Linked DNA regions of Mus musculus: region 1 is linked to region 2. The links are chromatin loops, found by intact Hi-C in ENCODE. Cell type or tissue: heart. All regions are shown on one strand. Links, peaks and the distances in the headings refer to the core of each region. The heading gives the core; the rest is flanking DNA.

The links. A loop is a pair of places that touch in the nucleus more often than their neighbours do. Peaks named below come from ENCODE experiments on the same cell type or tissue, not always from the same donor. Only the 100,000 strongest peaks of a DNase experiment are listed, where the experiment ranks them.
Region 1: it touches region 2 in a loop (2.0-fold over the local background); 2 of 42 quality-filtered maps call a loop at or near these places.

The regions. Positions count from the first base shown.
Region 1 is chr17:33,084,344-33,093,423 of GRCm38, forward strand. Zfp563 (zinc finger protein 563) reads left to right here and starts at 5,024. Exons shown (of 4, transcript NM_001024950.2): 1 at 5,024-5,136. The coding sequence starts at 5,134. In heart, for the core only: a CTCF peak has its summit at 5,068 (motif pointing right); DNase peaks (open chromatin) are centred at 5,038 and 8,238; H3K4me3 peaks cover 2,141 bases; H3K27ac peaks cover 1,844 bases.
Region 2 is chr17:32,782,945-32,792,024 of GRCm38, forward strand. It overlaps Zfp871 (zinc finger protein 871), which reads right to left and starts at 5,343. Exons shown (of 4, transcript NM_172458.3): 1 at 5,194-5,343. The coding sequence starts at 5,196. Gm17115 (predicted gene 17115) reads left to right here and starts at 5,450. Exons shown (of 2, transcript NR_168031.1): 1 at 5,450-6,129; 2 at 6,443-7,495. In heart, for the core only: no CTCF peak of the experiment used is centred there; a DNase peak (open chromatin) is centred at 5,377; H3K4me3 peaks cover 2,662 bases; H3K27ac peaks cover 1,708 bases.

The DNA.
Region 1 (9,080 bases), core at 539-8,538, 300 kb after region 2:
AGAACTGAAGCACCCACACTTTGGTCTTCCTTCTTATTGGTCTGTGAATTGGTCTTGGGTATTCAAAGCTTTTAGACTAATATCCACTTATCAGTGAGTGCATACTGTGTGTGTCCTTTTATGATTGGGTTACCTCACTCAGGATGATATTTTCTAGTTCCGTCCATTTACCTAAAATTTTCATGAATTCACCATTTTTAATAGCTCCATCATGTAAATTTGCCACATTTTTTCGAATCCATTCCTCTGTTGAAGAACATTTGGGTTCTTTCCAGCTTCTGGATATTCTAAATAAGGTTGCTATGAACATAGTGGAGCATGTATCCTTATTACAACGTTGGAACATCATCTGGGTATATGCTCATGAGTGGTATAGCTGGGTCCTCAGGTAATACTATGTCCAATTTTCTGAGGAACCACCAGACTGATTTCCAGAGTGGTTGTACCAGCTTGCAATCCCACCAATAATGGAGGAGTGTTCCTCTTTCTCCACATCCTCGCCAGCATCTTCTGTCACCTGGGTTTTTGATCTTAGCCATTCTGACTGCTGTGAGGTAGAATCTCAGTATACTTTCTCATGATGTTAGCTAGTAGCATCCAGCAACAGCACAGTATACTACATATTACTTCCCCAGATTAAGAAAATAGAAGATATTTCCTGTCTAATGTATTTGTTCCACAGCATTTTAACAAGAAAAACTCCCAACAAAGATTGCTAGAAATCCATGATCAGCCTTGTCCCAGTTAAGAGTATTAATACACTTCTCAGTATGGTTGTACTATTTTTTGAATTTCCTCTGTAGGTCTAACCAGGAAAATAGGAGTCTAGGAAGAGACAGCATCAGTTATAGTGACTTATTTGAAGTAAAAGGATAGGGTGTAGGGAGAGATTTCAGAAGCATCAAGATTATCATGAGAGAGCTGGAGAGAAGATTCAGTGGCTAAGAGCACTGTTCTTGCAGAGGATTGAAGTTCAGGTCCAGCACCCACTTGAGCGCTAGGCACATATGTGGTATATTTGCATACATGCAGGCAAAAACACACAAATCTAGTTTTTAAGATTAAGACAAGAATCTGGTAATCTTTCTGGCTGCTAGCTATATGCAATAAAACTGCCTGTGTACCAAATGCATATGTAGGAGATTCATAAAAGGATTGTCTCCAACTCAATCTCTTGGAACTTGGACCTAGGTCTCACTGGCACATTTCCAACTTCATTTGCATTTCTACTTGAATAAACTGTCTTCTGTATTATCCAGGGGTCTCAGTCCAAATCATTGCTTGGAGACAAGAACCTAGAAATTACTGTGAGTACACTCTATAAAATCAGAATTGCAAACATAACAACCAGCTAGGTCAAATAAGAATGCCTTCAGATTTCTTCCTTAGTAACAGCATCCATTATAGCATGTATTCCTTCCTTTCTTGAACACTTGAAAATAGTTATCAAGTTTCCACAAGAGCCTTTAAGTCATCCTCTTGTGTCCAGGGGTTTATGGTGTTTGGCAGCGAAGAGGACTGAAAACTCTCTCCTGTACAACAGGATATCTAGTCAAGGCAAACAAGCATGTGAATTGGCCACAAACCGTTAGGCCCACCACACCTTAGATTGACATAGCTGCCCTAGAGAGTTTGTAACTTTAAACTGGGAGGACTGAACAGATTGACAATCCCAGTCAAACCTGGGAAATGTGCAGGGCCAAGATTCCTCCCCTCTTAGACTCATGCTTCAAGGACACATTGACTTATACATGCCACATGGCCAGAGACGATGGTGTCCATTAGGACTGGCTGTGATGGTCCTAGTAAAAACAACTATGCGGCGGGCGTGGTGGCACACGCCTTTAGTCCCAGCACTCGGGAGGCAGAGGCAGGCAGATTTCTGAGTTCGAGGCCAGGCTGGTCTACAAAGTGAGTTCCAGGACAGCCAGGGCTATACAGAGAAACCCTGACTCGATAAACCAAAAAAAAAAAAAAATGCTTACATGGTTACTCAGGGGACCCAATGCTGTATCCCACCTTTTGCACTCTGCTCTAATTTTTTTTACCAACCTCCACACCCCCCCCTCTCTTTTTCACCTACTAGCTCTGCTGGGACTACAGGGAGAGAATGGTCGATTTAGACAGGGCTCTGATACCAGCCGGCACTGTGGCAGCTTTTCCCTAAGTTCTCCTCTGTGACCTGCCTGGAACACCCTCAGGAACCCACTCCAGTTCCAGGAATAAAGGAGGCTTGATGTCATTGCACTTTCCTGCCATTTTCAAACACTGCTTGTGTCCAGTTTTACAATTTGATCATCAGGACAAAACCCCAGCGTGGAAAGGGTTTTGAAGTTTAGAACCCATCTCTGTGAGATGCAAGCAGCAACACAGCAATATGGAAAGGGAAGATAAACCAAATGTTCTCTGAAAGCTAAATACCTGAACCCATCTCTGGGTAATGATGTGAGTCTGGGTGGGATAATAGGTTCTTTCCCACTGTGGTTCCCTCAGAGCCACTAGTGAACCTGGCTCTCTACTTTTCTGCTGTTCTTTACTTCTTCTATGCCCTTACTGCTATCAAATTCTTCTGTCTATTTGATGTAGACAAGACATTCCCTTGAGCATGAGGCCCAAAGAATACCACTACCTACCCAGTTGTACTTTTAATGGTAGTATCAAACAGACAAATCCTGGACCATTGTCACAGTGGATAAAACAAACAGGTGGGCAAGGTGGTGCATATCTATTCCCAGGATTTAGGAAGCAGAGGCAGGTGGTTCTCTGAGTTTGAGGCAAGCTGTTCCACAAAGGAACTCCCAGGACAGCCAAGGATACATAATAAGAGAGGAAAGGAAACAAAGATGCTAATCTTGGCATTCAACTCTCCTCACCCTCTCAGGTTCCGGATGCTGGAGAGGTTCTGGTCACAGATGGTGGAGAAAAGTCCACTAAAGTCTTTGTCTTGGAGAGGGAGACCAGTCAGGAATTTATTCACCTTAAATGTTTAAGTGAAAAATCTATTAATTTATCTAAAGCCTCGTTCCCTTGTCTGTCTGCCAGCCAAGGAGCTATCCAACTCCTAGTTCCAAAGCATCAGTGATGTCCTTAGGTCTTGAGTCAGGAATGCTGGAAGGGAATCTGGTTTCTTACCTTCCCCTAAGTGAGCCCCCTACTTTGAAGAGTATATGTAAGGGTGAAAATGAAAACTCCCACCCGGATGTCATTAACCTCTTGTGGTGAACAGCTTTGGACTTTACAGATCTAAATGCTCAACACATCCAATTTCAGCCCATTTCCTAAATAATATTAGGGCTACTGTTTAGAACTGGACAGCAGCAATAAAGGACTACTAGGAAAAAAAAAAAAAAACCTAGTTCCTCTGGTCAATGAAATAAAATCTCTGGCCTAACATTCCAAGCTATCTAAAATATAAAAGTTAATTCACTTGGGCCTGTCAATAACCTGACCAGGGGACCATACCTCTGAAAGTTAGGAACATTCCTAGGAAGGTGGGCTCACCTTAAGTTGTGCTAAAGACGTATGCAGAAAATTATCCCTTTAACAAGATGCTGTTTTTCCTAACCGAATTCCTACTCCCTAGTGTAGACCATATCAGCCTCTCTGAGGTTCAGATGGGTCAGCTCACCTTTCTGACCCATGAACTGAGACAGATATAACTTTTTTTAAAAAAATTTCAGATAGTGGTCATAACCTACTAAATACGTGTTTGTTACCATCTTGATAGGGTTTGTTTTCTCTGCCACTTAAAGAATTAAGAGTAAAAAAAAAAAAAAAAAAAAATCTCAGCGCAACAGGTAGCAACAGGGGAAATCTCAGACCCTGCAGGCAGAATCAACTAAAGAACAGCTCTTCCTAGTAGTAAAGAAACAAATGTACAAGAAGGTGGGGGTGGGGTGGGGGGTGGGGACACAGAAAGGCAGAGATCCGGAAACTTTGAAGAGTCTTTCTAACTTAGGGATGTTCAGTTTGAACAAAGACAGGAAAACTGATAGGCCCATCTTTTGGGGTAAATATATCTATTCCATGTTGCTGAACTTGCAGTGCCTGTTCCCAGGCAATGGTCCCTATCCCAGCAGATGCAGTGACTTACAACTTTGCTTCCCTGGGATTTTTTCTTTAAAATTTGAATAAAAATGCTTTAATTGGCAGAGCAAACGAACTGATTCCTGTGTCCCTAGAGAACCTTATGACTGCTACTATGTAACCGCACTTTTCATATTCATAACTGTTTTCTCTTGGTATATTCTCTTGGTATATTTCTCTTTTCTTGGCTGAAAAATGTATGGACTGAGTGAAAAGGAAGGGGAAAGCTTTTGCTATCATGCAGACTACATCATCTCAAGTTTCTCATGGGTGACATTAGACCAGTGGACCTGCCCTGGCTGGGTATCCCTTTATCTCTGTGGCAGGCCTAGGTACCCTTTCTCTAAGGTTCTGTCCATGGTACACTAACTAAATCTGACTTTAAATAAGCAGACTCCAGACTTAGTTTCCAGGGGGAAGTGGGAAAGCTCTTCTTTGGAAAAACCAAGTCTAAATTCTTTTTAAATGCAGTTATCAAGATGAGCGGATGCGGGGCGTGGTGGTGCACACCTTTAATCCTAGCACTTGGTAGACAGAGGCAGGCAGATTTCTGAGTTCGAGGCCAGTCTGGTCTACAAAGTGAGTTCCAGGACAGCCAGGGCTATACAGAGAAACCCTGTCTCGAAAAACAAAACAAAACAAAAAACAAAAAAAAAAAAGAAAAAAAAAAAGAAAAAAGAGTGGATTTCTGCCCGGGCCATGAGAGCTTTGGCTGCAATATGGCATGTGTGCCCCACTTATTAAATTAAGAGTTTACCACCAAGCTCTAATGTGTGTGTGTGTGGGGGGGGGGGGGGTGGGGGGGTTGGGGGGGGGGTGTCTGATCGCTTATCCAATTAGTACCACGGAGCACAGCACGAGCTATCCAATCAGAAGCGCCGATTGGTGAAGCGGACGTTCCTCACCGGCCTTCTCTTACTTGCCAGACTATTGTGGTGATAGAGTTCTGCCAGCTGAGGGAGTCACAGGTATCCGTTCAGGGTCCGTGTTGTGTGGCTGCCAACACCAGGATCATTCCTAAGGCCCCAGCAAGCCTTGGGCTCAGCTATGGTAAGTGTCCTTACGGCCAGCTGTCCAATCAGGAACGCCGGCAGAAAGCGGATATGCCTCACCCGCCATCTTTCTTCCTGGCACGGTCTGGTCAGCTGAGAGGGCAGCGGGTACGGTTAAGCCTCTTTGGCTCCGGGACAGCTGACCTCTGGAGCCTTCTTGAAACTACAAGAGGGCCCGGGAGCAGACGAGGCGAACGTCGGGGCAATGTAAGGGGCGCCGGGTGTTCCCCGGGTAGATGCCTCAGTCCTACATCCTCAGTCCTACATTGCTTTGGGTGCTGCGGGACTCAGGGTTTCTCTGCACTCTAGGTGGCAGGACCCCGGCGGGCAGCCCCATCTCTTGCAGAATCCTGTACTTCTGTCTCCTCAGCGAGACGCCTCCTGTAAAGTACAGGTAGATGGGCATGTTAACACATGACCACTACACCAGCCCATACGACATGATGACGAATTGAAGGCCAGTTAGGACATAGACCCTGTCTCAAAGAGGAAAAAAAAAAAGTAACTTGAAAATATGGTTTATTTACTTCACAAGTCCAGGTTACAGTCTATCGTCTATCGCTGCAGAAAAGAACTCTGCCCAACCATTCTAAAATATAATAAAGTATGCTTTGAGGAGAATAGCAAGTGATGACTAAGCCACCTTACCTGTAGAATGGGCTAGAAGGAAGCCTGGTGATATCCACGAAAGATGTGGGAAAATGACCTGAAAGGCAGTTTGCAGAGCTTCAAAGCTTTCCTTCCTGTATTTGCAAAAGCATGGGTTATTTTGTTCATGTTGTTTATGGTGATATATTTTTGTTTGTTTTATTTTAAGACAAAAAATCTCATTATGTAGCCCAGGCTGGACACAAAGTAACAGTCCTTCCTCAGCCTCCTAAGTGATAAGGTTATAGGAATACATCAACATGCCGTGCCCTTGATACAGAAGAATTTAATGTAGGGGAGGCAGATCAGGGTACTAAATAACCTTGAGGCTGACTAAGGCCACAGTAAATCTCTTTTCACCCTGTTGTGCTTAAATGAGTCAGTGTTTCCCTTCTGCCTACTGATGAGACGACAGAAAGAAATCTCAGTATACGGTTCTAATACTCCAGGTCCACAGAATAGAAAGAAGAGTAGATTTTTCCCCCCTGTATATTCCAAGAAATCTCTCCAGCACTCCTAAAGCCAAGGCAAAATTGTATGGTAGGAGCAGAGGTATCACAGACCCCACAAAGCAGAAAAAGCCCAGGGAAATTGAGGGAGTGAGGCTGCTGCAGTCTTTAACAGTAAAGTCCATGGAAGAAGGGTTACCCTTAAGACCTCACAGATAAAGAGTCACCTGCATACAGGATAGCTCTGTGGCAGTCACAAGGACAGTTGCTCAATACATGACAACTAAAGTATTTGCTTCATCTCCCAGAGGGTTTTAGACAACTCTACCCAAGTTTTGTGAGCTTTGAGCATGGCTAGTATCTTCTGGTCAAACTACTTACTTTCGGTATAGATTCTGGAGTTTCAGTTTAACAGGTGTTTGAAAACATTAAATGAAGTCTTCTAGACGTAAATATTTGTAACTTTAAATTGTGGGTAGATCTGAGTAACATCATGACATATGCAGCTCTGCTAGTGCATCATTCACCTCATATAATCTCATCATATAGCAGCTATGTGACTTCACATCAGCCCACGAAGAAAGGTGAGTGTGGTGCACCATGGCATTGAGACAGAAACTGACTCATTATATATTGCGATTATAGTTCGAGTTCACCATTATATGTTGTTGTAAATACCTTCTTGTGTCTAGTTAGCAAATTAACATTTCTCACATGTCTGTATAGGGAAAACCATAGTGGTTAGGCTAACTACTTGCCACTATTTTAGTCTTCCACTACAGGTCTTGAAACATACCTCCTTCAGATACTGATGAGTTCTGCGCTTCTTTTCTTCCTTTTTATACACACTTGTGGACATGTATTTTGATCTTTCCCACCTGCTGTTGTACTTGGTTACCCCACCCCCTTCTGCAGAACCTGCTCTCACCTCAGCTCCCCTCCTGCCGTCACTGCTTTGTTCATTTGTGACCTTAGGATGCTAATCATGGTTACCTTAGTGAACGTGGCTGAGAGTTATTTACTGAAGCATGGCCAGTTTATCAGTGGCTACACTTCTGAAAACACTGACTCTTCTCCAGCAAGCCATTGACCTCTAAATAGTTCCTCAGGAACAGTGGGGCCTGACAACGGGATGTTGGGGAGGCCCCATTGTGCAGGCAACTATAGCTGCTTGGAGTTCACAAGCTCAACAGCTGTATCATGTCCAGAACACAGCACTCACAACATTGCTTCCCATCCTCCAATGTTTGTATTTTCTCTTTTCTTCTTTTATGATGTTCTCCATGCCTTGGATTGGGTGACAGGGGCAAGTATTCAAGAGTTACTTATATTCAGGACTTGGACTGTTTATGAATTTCTGTATTAAACATCACCCACTGCACAGAGAAACCTCTTTGGCCAGCACTAATCTTCTTGACAGCAGCACTAATCTATCAGTATAAACATTAATATTTATAAGACAGCTTGACATCGGGTCCATAGAGCAAAACAACGATAGGTTAGGGCCTATGACCTTTCCACCCAAGGGCTTTGGAGTTCCCTTCTGGAGGGAGGGCCTCAAATACAATCAGATAATTGTTCGTCACCACCATAACTTCCATGCCACTTTTATACCAACCGGCTGATTGATATTGCGGATTACAGGGTTCACAGCTGGCTAGGACACTTTCATCTCTGCTGCAAGGTTCTGGCTTGATTTTTCTGTTTCCTGCAATCAAAGGGTGTGTTGTTTTCAGCAATAGAGTCCAGCCATTTAGTTCTTGTGGTCAAGAAGAAACAGGCCCCAGGCTAGCTAGAAGCCTTGGAAGCAGGTATAAGATGTGGGAACTATCAGTTCAGGAACATGGATGGGCGGGGCGGAAGTTCTTTGCCCGCCATCTTTCTTACTGGCGCGCCATACTAGTGCAGCGATCCTGTCAGCTGAGAAAGTCTTGGGGGCTCAGGCACCGTGGCCAGAAGACCTTCGACCTCAGGAGCGGGGGTGAGGCTGCAGGAGGCTCCGGACACAGACATGGTGAGCTTGAGTCGGGTGTGTGAAGTGGGCGGACCTCCCGTAAGTCAACATCTGAGGCTGACACCGCCCCCTCCCCCGGGTGCTGGTGGGGCTTGAGAGAATCCTTCTGCTCCCTGGGCTGTGGGACTCCATCGCTCTTTCACCCGGTTTCCTGTCGGCAGCTCCGCCCTCGCTATGCCAGGTCCCCTCACGTTGTGGTGATCCTGTGGGGCTTTCGCCTTTAATGTAGGACTGTGGACTGGAGCTGCTGTGGGGTTAGGTTTGCGTCTCTGCTTTCTGCGGCAGTTGTTTTCCTGGGAACCTTTCAAATTATTGAGGAGGCTCGTCTGCAGCTTACGGCTGCAGTCTAGTGATGTATAGAGTGGAAAAGAAATCTTAATGTATCCAGGCGCCTCCTCACACTGCCCAACTCATTAGAAAGAATCCATATGTAACTGAGCTGTGTGAGGAGGACAAGTGTGCTTCGCTCTGACGTCTTTGTTACTGTCCTTTGACAGGTCATTCATTCATGATGATTTTAAGATTGCATACTAATTGGAGGAAGACTTGAATGCGAAAAGCATTGCAATAGCGATAAGCCCCAACTCTTAAGGCCTTCATGCAGTCCAGGAATTAGGCAGAAAAGGGCCTAACACTTATATATTCCACCCCAAGTAACTAGTGTAGAGAAAGAAAACAAAAGGGAGGGGACTTTGGCCTGAAGGCATCCTGATCTTTGGGTGACTATAACGGAAAGATTGTGTGCTGATTTTACTGCGAGCGGGTCAGAGACGGCAGGTGTGAAAGGAGCAGCATATTGGAGGAAGAACAGACCATTCAGAAGTTCGCTTA
Region 2 (9,080 bases), core at 645-8,644:
TCCTTTTCTGTGAATACTACACACATGTGGTACATGCACATACAAGCCAAAAAAGCATCCATACATATGACATTAAACTTATGGCAGAGAATAAAAACCCTAATACTTTATTCCCTAAATATCTCTTTTTCCAATAATCTTTGCGCTAATGTCTAAGTTTTAAAATGTCTCTTGGTGCACTTCCTTTATATTGCTTGATATATTGCCTTTATACTGGTTTGACCCAAAATGTGTCTAATAGGTTCAAGTTTAATTGCCTTTTCGGAAGATGCAGCCACAACAACCCGTAACCTCCAGCAGATAGCTAAATGTACTCTCTATGTAATCTCAGAATGGACCATGTCTTAGTGAAGAATTAAATAGCATATCTTGCATTTTCTTTCAGATAAATTCTAACATATAATTGCTTAAGCTCACAATCACTTGCATATTTGTTTTCTCTCCTCTGTGATACAAACAAAACCAGCAGTTTTCCCCAAGTTTCTTGCCTCGGCCAGTGTAGGAGAATAAAACCAGAAAATTTATTTTAAAACCCATATGTTGTTGCCTGCTTAGAGATGAGGGGAGGCTCTGTGTTGTCAAGACTTTAGTTTTACAACACAGGGTACCACCACTGCTCTTGGCTACCCACCAGAACTTGATGATAAGACCCTATTGCTGAACACACCTCACACTTGAGTCACAAGACAAGACATTGGTACTTACACGGAATCCTCATCCCTGTCGGCTAGCTTTCACAATACCAAAGGTGCTGTGCAGGTTGCTAGGGCATAGTCTTACATAGCTTTGAACACTCCAACCTATAATATAATGACTTGCCTGGCAAGACACACCTGCTGGCCCAAGTGTGGCACCAATGTAATGGTAACAACCAACCACTCTCTGACTGAATTCACAGCCTGCTCCACAAGATGGATTCCATAGCTAGCACTGTTAACTGGACCAAAAGCCGACAGCTGGCTAGGTCATAGGCCTTAGGGGAGAATTTAATGCTATTATTCTGCTAAAACTTCTTCTAAATACTTACAGTAACACCAATAAATAGATTAGTGTAACTTTCTACCCTAATCAAAGAAGCCTGACTCTTCGTGAAGTTAATACAGAGACCCACAATTGATCAAAATGCAGAGATACTGACTGTGGAGAGCTCAGCTCTAAATGAGATCCTGTTCCCCACAAGGCTCTAGAATCATTACGAAAGAAGGAGAGAAAACACTGCAGGAGTGAGAGGTCAGGGGAGACTACAGGAAGTCATGTTTTCCGCGCACACACAACAGGGCTGCTGCATCCACCAACTCAGAGCAGCTGTGGTGGCTTGCTTAAAAACAGCACAAGATGAAACCAGTCAAAATTTCAGAATCAATGGGAAACACTAACAAAGCACAACTCCCAACAGAGGACTTATTGGCAACTGATGACGTCAGAGGAGGGAGAATCAGTGTTCTTTAGAAATGCTGCTCCTGCCAGGTTGCTGATGCTTCAGTGGATGACCCAACACCCACAAACATACTGGAAACACTAATTAGACTTGGTGGGTTCACGAAAGAGTACATGAAGTTGGGAGGCAGATATAGTGCAGTAGGGCTGGGAGGAGACTGGGAGGGTGGGATTACAGGATCAATTTAATCCAAATACACTGAATGTATGGTGAGACATTTTCAAAGAAAAAACAAATATACAATTTTAAAAGGCCTTAAAGGGCTGGAGAGATGGCTCAGTGGTTAAGAGCACTGACTGTTCTTCCGAAGGTCGTGAGTTCAAATCCCAGCAAACACATGGTGGCTCACAACCATCCTCAATGAGATCTGACGCCCTCTTCTGGAGTGTCTGAAGACAGCTACAGTGTACTTACATATAATAATCAATAAATCTTTTTAAAAAAAAGGTCTTAAAGTTTGTGTGTTGTTTATGTTTAAAGTCATATTTATAAAAGTACAGATGTGGGGGAAATTATTTAATGATAGAAAAGATACAAAAAGAAAAAAGAAAAGATACACAGGAGCTTAAGAGTTGTCAAGAGTTCTTCACGCTCTTCCCAAAGACCCGAGTCAGGCAGCTCACAACCACCTGTTACTTCAGCTCCAGAAAAATCTGACACCCCTTCTGGCCTTCTTGGGCATTCAGACATGTTTAGTAGACAGACAGACACACACACACAAATACAAATAAAACAGTAATTAACAGTTTAGCTTATGACTGACAAATGATAACTAGAAATAAGTGCTATAACATTTTCTATTTAAAGCTGTATATGGCTAGATGAGGATAGTGTCTACACATGCTTGCATTTTCATATTGTTGTATGACAACAAATTGGCTGAGGAGATGAATAAGTGCTCACATAAATTAAGCCAGTTGAATTAGTCCAAATATTTCCTAGTTCATAAGTAACTCAAAAATGTAAAACCCAATATCCTGATTCTGGCAATCGTGACAGATTGACCAGCAATCACAAACTGCCGATTAGAGACACGGTAATGAGAGCAAAGGAACAGCAGTTCTATAAATCAACCTAGCTTTTTCAGAGAACAAATGGAAGGGTCTGATCATACCAGATCTGACTTTGGGGATCTGGCACATACTTCAATTTTAAAAAACAACAAAACAAAACACCCCAGTAATAATAGAAACGAGAAAGGATTAAGACAAAACACAAGATGCACACAGAAAGAGTCTTGGTCTGTTTCCCAGGTGATCATTATCTCGGCCCTTATTCTGTAAGATGTCTGAAATGTTCTGAGACTGAGATTCTGTGAAGCAGGCAGGCAGGCAGCAGTGGCCTTAGTTCTAAAGAACGGAATGAATGTGGATCTGCCTGGAAGAGGTGCTCTTACAGCTTCCTGGGGATGGAATTAGTTTCAGAGCAGGAGCCAGACTAGGAGCAGGCTCTCAGGTTACCTGGCAGGAGGCAGGGGAGTGAAGAGGGTGGGGAGAAGGGGGTGTGGCCACTAGTACCCACTAATGTAAACTGACTTCTCTGGGTGGAAAATCCTGGCACCTGGAAGTCTATTAGCTAGCAATTCTGACAATCTCTTAGTAAGGTGGTTGTCAGTATCTGTGAGGGGGAAGGCGCTAGACATGTTACTTCCTAAGCGTTTGCTGGATTCTAACATTCTATTCTCTCTGCAGCCACTCACAGTAACAAGATGAGTGGGGTACCACCCCACTGAGTCCATATAAAATAAAATGTGTGTGTATATATATATATATATATATATATAATGTATATATGTGTGTATGTGTGTAATGTATATATATAATGTATATTCCAGGTGGATGCCAGGAGCTGGTGATGGCCTAGACAAAGCAGCCAGCTTATATAAGGAAAAAACTGAGAGTGTATGCCACCTTAATAAACCACTCCAGGCTCTAGGGCCTTCTGGTAACTACTGTGTATACTTGCGTACTCCTGTCTTCCCTAAGAGTTAGGAAGGCCCTGTTCAGGGTAACCATTGGGCACTTTATAACCTAACATTTAGGGTTTTCTAACCCAAGATTGCGCTCACATCCAGTAAGGCCTACCTCTATCAGGGCTCTGCCTTTTAAAATAATGTGTAGGGAACGGAAAAATGACTCAGCAGGTGAAGACATTTGGCTGCAGAAGTATAATGTCCTGAGTTCAATCCTGGGAACCCATGTAAAGGAGAGATTAGTCACTGCATTCTTCTTTCTCTGACCTCTAAACATGCAAGCTGGAGCATGCAGGAAACACACACACACACACACACACACACACACACCACACATATACACAACAACTAAAAAATAAAATATAAAAACAAAAGTCAATGTGTAGAAAGATCTGAAGGCAGCAGCCGTTATGACAGAGCCAGACTCCAGCCGCACGCATGTGTATGGCTACGCCTATCCAGTGAGTTTAGGAAGAGCAGAAGAAGGTAGAAATGCTAAGATTCACTGACTTACAGGCACAGGTCATGGAATTTAAAGACAGCTTCCCCTTGAATCTGTGAGTGACAAGAGTGAGGAAGCCAGGGCAGACCACTCAGTGATACCGTAGGGAATATCTGCTTTCCAACAACGTCAAGCCTAGAATGACTCCATTTTATTAAATAACAACCTGGACTAGTTACTCAAAGCCCCTCCCCCGAAAAAGGAAGGGCAGTACAACTTGTTTACGCAAGCAAAAAAAAAAAAAAAAAAAAAAGGCCCACTATCTCCTAGAAAACTAGGAGGGACAAACTGACAATATCAACAACTAAAAATATACCAAATTGTATTAGAAACACCACACAAAGTATACAACATATAATCCCCTCACCTGGCACTACGAAGGAGCATCCCCAAGCCCAAAGGATGGCAGGCAACTGTCACACTTACCCACAGGGAAGAACTGAGTCAGTCCTTTGGACTCCATCTCCAGTGCGGTTTCTCCTGCCCAGGACATTCAGCCAACTTCAAATTGACTTACTTCAACGTTCGGTGCGCGTATACTTGACATCTCTGTGTCTACACTGCTAGGACATCATCATTGGTCCCCTTTCAGATTCTTCTTTGCACCCGCCTCAGCTCAATGCCTCCTACTTCAGGACAGACTCTAAACTCAACCACTTTGGCTCTTAGTCATTCTGTGATCTGCACATTTTGTATGTTTTTGTGTGAAATGTTCATGTGTGATCTTCCAGTTAACGTTAGCAATTAGATTGTTATATAAAAACGCGTTGATTGCCAATGGCTGGTTAGCAAAATCGGGACTACTGGATTAATTATTAACGAAATACACATGACTTGTGAATTATTAATTATTCGATAAATTCTGGCATTGGAAACACACAAACTTGTCCCCCCTGTTTATGACAACACGCCCAGGACACAAGGTCACCACACCCTGCGGCTTCCCTGCCCCCCAACACACACACACACACACACACACACACACGAATTCCAGGGTCCCGTGTCTCACCGCGACGCTGCCGCCACCGCCCAGGCTGCGGAGCCGCGTCGCTGCGGGTGCCCGGATGCCTAGGGAGGCCATGGCCGCAGCACTGAGCTCTTAGCAAAGGACAGGACCGCAGCTCTGCCTGATGGCCCAGCTCCACCCAGAGGGACCCGGGCAGCGCGGCCCAGCAGAGCAGATGAGATGCAGACTCAGCTGCCCTGGAAGGCCGCGTCCCCACTGCCGCCTCCGCTTCTAGCGGCGCCCTCCCCGCAGCCGGGACGCCTGGCCGCACGTACCATTTCCAATCACCGGGTGTCCTGCTGTTCTCCGGCAGCTCTTGCAGTAAGTGGATGGAACACAGACACTGGGGAAAACAACCTGCGGGTCTCTCTCCACAGAAGACACAAACGCCTAAAATGGCTGGACGGGAAGTGGCATCCTCCGCTTCTGTGCCCGCCCTCTCTCAACATCTGAAAATCTCATTGGACAGTTTATGCAGCCAAGCAACTTTTCTTACTGGCCAGTGAGTCACGTGCACGCCTCCCAATGCTTAAATGACAGAAAAAGCATCCTCTCGAGTGTACTGTGGCGCCAAACCTCTAATCCGAACGTAAGGCTTGATACTTGGGGTCTAAACTGGAGGTGGGATTCCCAAACTCTACTTCTGGCGTTACGTGTGAAGGGGATGAATACTTTATATTTTACATGGATTTAAACATACGTAGAAGTCTATTCTTTAACAAAGCAAAGATGTCGGCTAAATTCTATTTGCGTGAGTGAGAAATGGCATTGAAAAGAATGATGTGAATTATGCCTATTTGGCTGCGCTTCTAATATTCTCTCTCATTTTGTGATCGATGGTTGTCACCAAGGTCTCTGTGGCTGGGGATTTACCCATTCTGCTTACTCTTTTCAAATTCTCTCTTGAACCCACCTCGCCACTATTGCCCTCACAAAGTCACTTCTAGAGCAAAACATTTTGGGAATGGAAGGACACAGAACCATTCTTAAGATTCGAAGCATTCCAAAGATTCTTCAGTAAGTGGAAGTTTGCGCAGGTCGCAGCGGAGCTCCAGGACTCTGAACACATAAACCTGGAATACTCCACAGATGACTTCCAGGGCAGACATTCCTGCAATCAGGAGAACCAGCCTGACTGCGGAGGTAGAACTAAGTTCACAGAGGAATGGTAGAAATCAGAAAGGAAGCCTTGAAGAGAGAAGATTGGAATTGTAAGCCTGCTCTGGGTGCTGAAAGCGTTATAAGAGGCCGGGGGTGGGGGGGTGGGGGTGGGAAGCAGTAGACAGATAATAGATTCCTGCTGTGAAGAAGGTGAAGAAGGTGCAAGCTTGGAACAATGTCAGGGAACCTGCAGACAGGTATTTTAAGTGATATTTTAGAAGACAGGAGCGAAAATAGGAAAGCTAAAAAGACTTGAGGCGCAGCCAGCAAGATGACTAGATGGCATTTACAGATTTTGTTTAAGAATTTATTATTTTTTTAAAAATATGTTTGTGTGTCTGTGTGCATGTCACGCAAGAACAGATGCCCATGGAGGCCAGAAGAGGGCACTGAATCCGCGGAGATGGACTTATAAACTGCAGAACGTGGGTCCTGGTACAGAATTTGGGTACTTTACAAAAACAATATGCACTCTAAACCACGAAGCCAGCGTTCCAGCCCCCAACTCTTCAGACTCCCACCCAGTTCTCTCTTCTTCACATTTATAAAAAATATTTAATATTTACTGACAAATTAGCAGACTGTGTCCTTCTCTGCTTTCCATTTTTACCTCTTTTCTCTCTAGTTCCTTTCCCTATCGTTTCTGTATTATTTTCCCTTTCAGAGATTTCCCCAAGGAACACAGGCTGGCCTGGTTTTCAGGGTCTCTGGTCTCAGCCTGCTGCTAATGGCTGGGACGGCTTTAGGTTATCTGCTTGCAATTCTGTACTTTTAAACAAGCTTCCCTCCTCTGCACCCTCATGTCACTACTGTCCCCTTGTAGTTACTTTTTCCTTGCCTACTGTTTGTCATCAACACGGGAAGAACTGAGTCAGTCCTTGGACTCCATCTCCAGTGTGGTTTCTCCTGCCCAGGACATTCAGCCAACTTCAAATTGACTTACTTCAACGTTCGGTGCGCGTATACTTGACATCTCTGTGTCTACACTGCTAGGACATCATCATTGGTCCCCTTTCAGATTCTTCTTTGCACCCGCCTCAGCTCAATGCCTCCTACTTCAGGACCACCTTTATGTTTCTTTTCCTTTCTACTCGTAACTAATGTTGTTGATACACTTGTTCAAAACAGAGTCATACTGTTCCTCTATTTTCTAAAGTGATTGGTATTTGAGGCATGGTACTTTGTGGGTTTAAATGCACTTTACAATGAGCCTAGCTGTGGATAGTGACTATTACAGACACTATTTCCCTGTTAACCTGGTGGGCCAAACATTATGCAGCAGAATTAACCAAAACTTCATCCCTACTACAACCTGAAAATTGCAATCAGTTCCATTTCAAAGAGCAATATGATTTAAAAAACAACAACAACAATAACCGGTGATTTAACCTCAAATAAAGAAGCTTTATTGGAAAACTATAATAAACATTCAAATCAAGAAAACGCAGCCGGACGTGGTGGCACATGCCTTTAATCCCAGCACTCGGGAGGCAGAGGCAGGCAGATTTCTGAGTTCAAGGCCAGCCTGGTCTACAAAGTGAGTTCCGGGACAGCCAGGGTTATATAGAGAAACCCTGTCTCAAAAAAAAAAAAAGAAAGAAAGAAAGAAAGAAAGAAAAGAAAAGAAAACACAATTCTACCAAAAATTACTAATTCCACAGTAGTGACCTCCAATTCAAGTGAATTAGATGACATCTTAGACAATGAAATCCAAAGAATAAGCACACATGCTCAAGAGTGTACACACACACACACACACACATTCGAGCACACACAAAGAGGCCACAAATGCCTTATTCACAAATTCCGACAGGACATAAACACAAATTAAGGACACTAACAGAGAAAGGGTAAACCCTGTGGCCTTTGGGGCTGACAACTTATAAAGAGGTCCCTCATCACTGGCTTGATGATTTTCATCAACAACTCCTTTGGCCTGCGGGCATATTTCTGCATGTCCTACACCACTGGACTCCTAAGAATTTCATGGAGGTAGAAGGCCTTTGATCTCTGGTTGGATTTATTTCCCATCCGCTGATGTGCATATGTGTTACCACTAAGTCCAAAATGGTTGCTATCTCCTGCTCTTTTGGCCCAGGACTGAAGATTTAATATATCCCTGGGGTAAAACTATAAAGGTGTACTTGGGCTCTGTGTCTGCTGGAGAGAAGACTCTCTTCCAGGGGACACAGGGGACACTTAGGAAACCTTAGAGCGTTTATGCGCATTACTAAGCTCATCCCTATCCTTTGTCAATTTATCCAGAGATGCTGAGAGCAACCGACCAGCATCATCACTTTCCTTATTTTTTCCCAAAACTGTCAAAAGTTTCATAAACAGAATCAACAAGCCCATTGCCACCCACAACTGGTGAATAGGGATAATCAAATGCGTTTATCTCCTTGGGTCTGTAAAATAGTTCACTGTATGAGCTTTTAGTCCTCTCTGAGCTCCCAGCAAAGGCTTCACTAACTGGAAGGCTTCCGTAACTGTGGGTGTTGGCAAATTGAAAAACCCCTTTCAGATACTTAACAGATTCACCCTTACAGTTCTAGTGCTCTAGAACCACTTCTGGTACCAAAATCTGTATTAGTCTAGACTCTAGAAATCTATAGAAAGGGGATGTATTAGAATGACTTAAAGGCTAAGTCGAGCTAATCCAACCATGGCTGGCTGTGAAAAGAAACTCCAAGGATCTAGTAGTTGCTCGGTCCACAAGGCTAAATGACTCAGCTGGTCTTCGGTGTACAATGGAATCCTGAAGAAGTAAGCTCTAAGCAATGCCAGTGAAGGAATGGATGTGCTCGTAAGGTGAGAGCAAAGAACAAAAGCATCCTTCTGTTTCCAGAAGAAGGTGTGGCCTAGATTAGAGGTGGGTTTTCCTAGCTCAAAAAAAAATCTGAATTCAAGGCTTGCCTTTCTACATCAAAAACCTGGATTAGAAGTGGAGCCTCCTACTTCAAATTAATCAACCCCCCATCACAAATGTGGCCAGTTCACT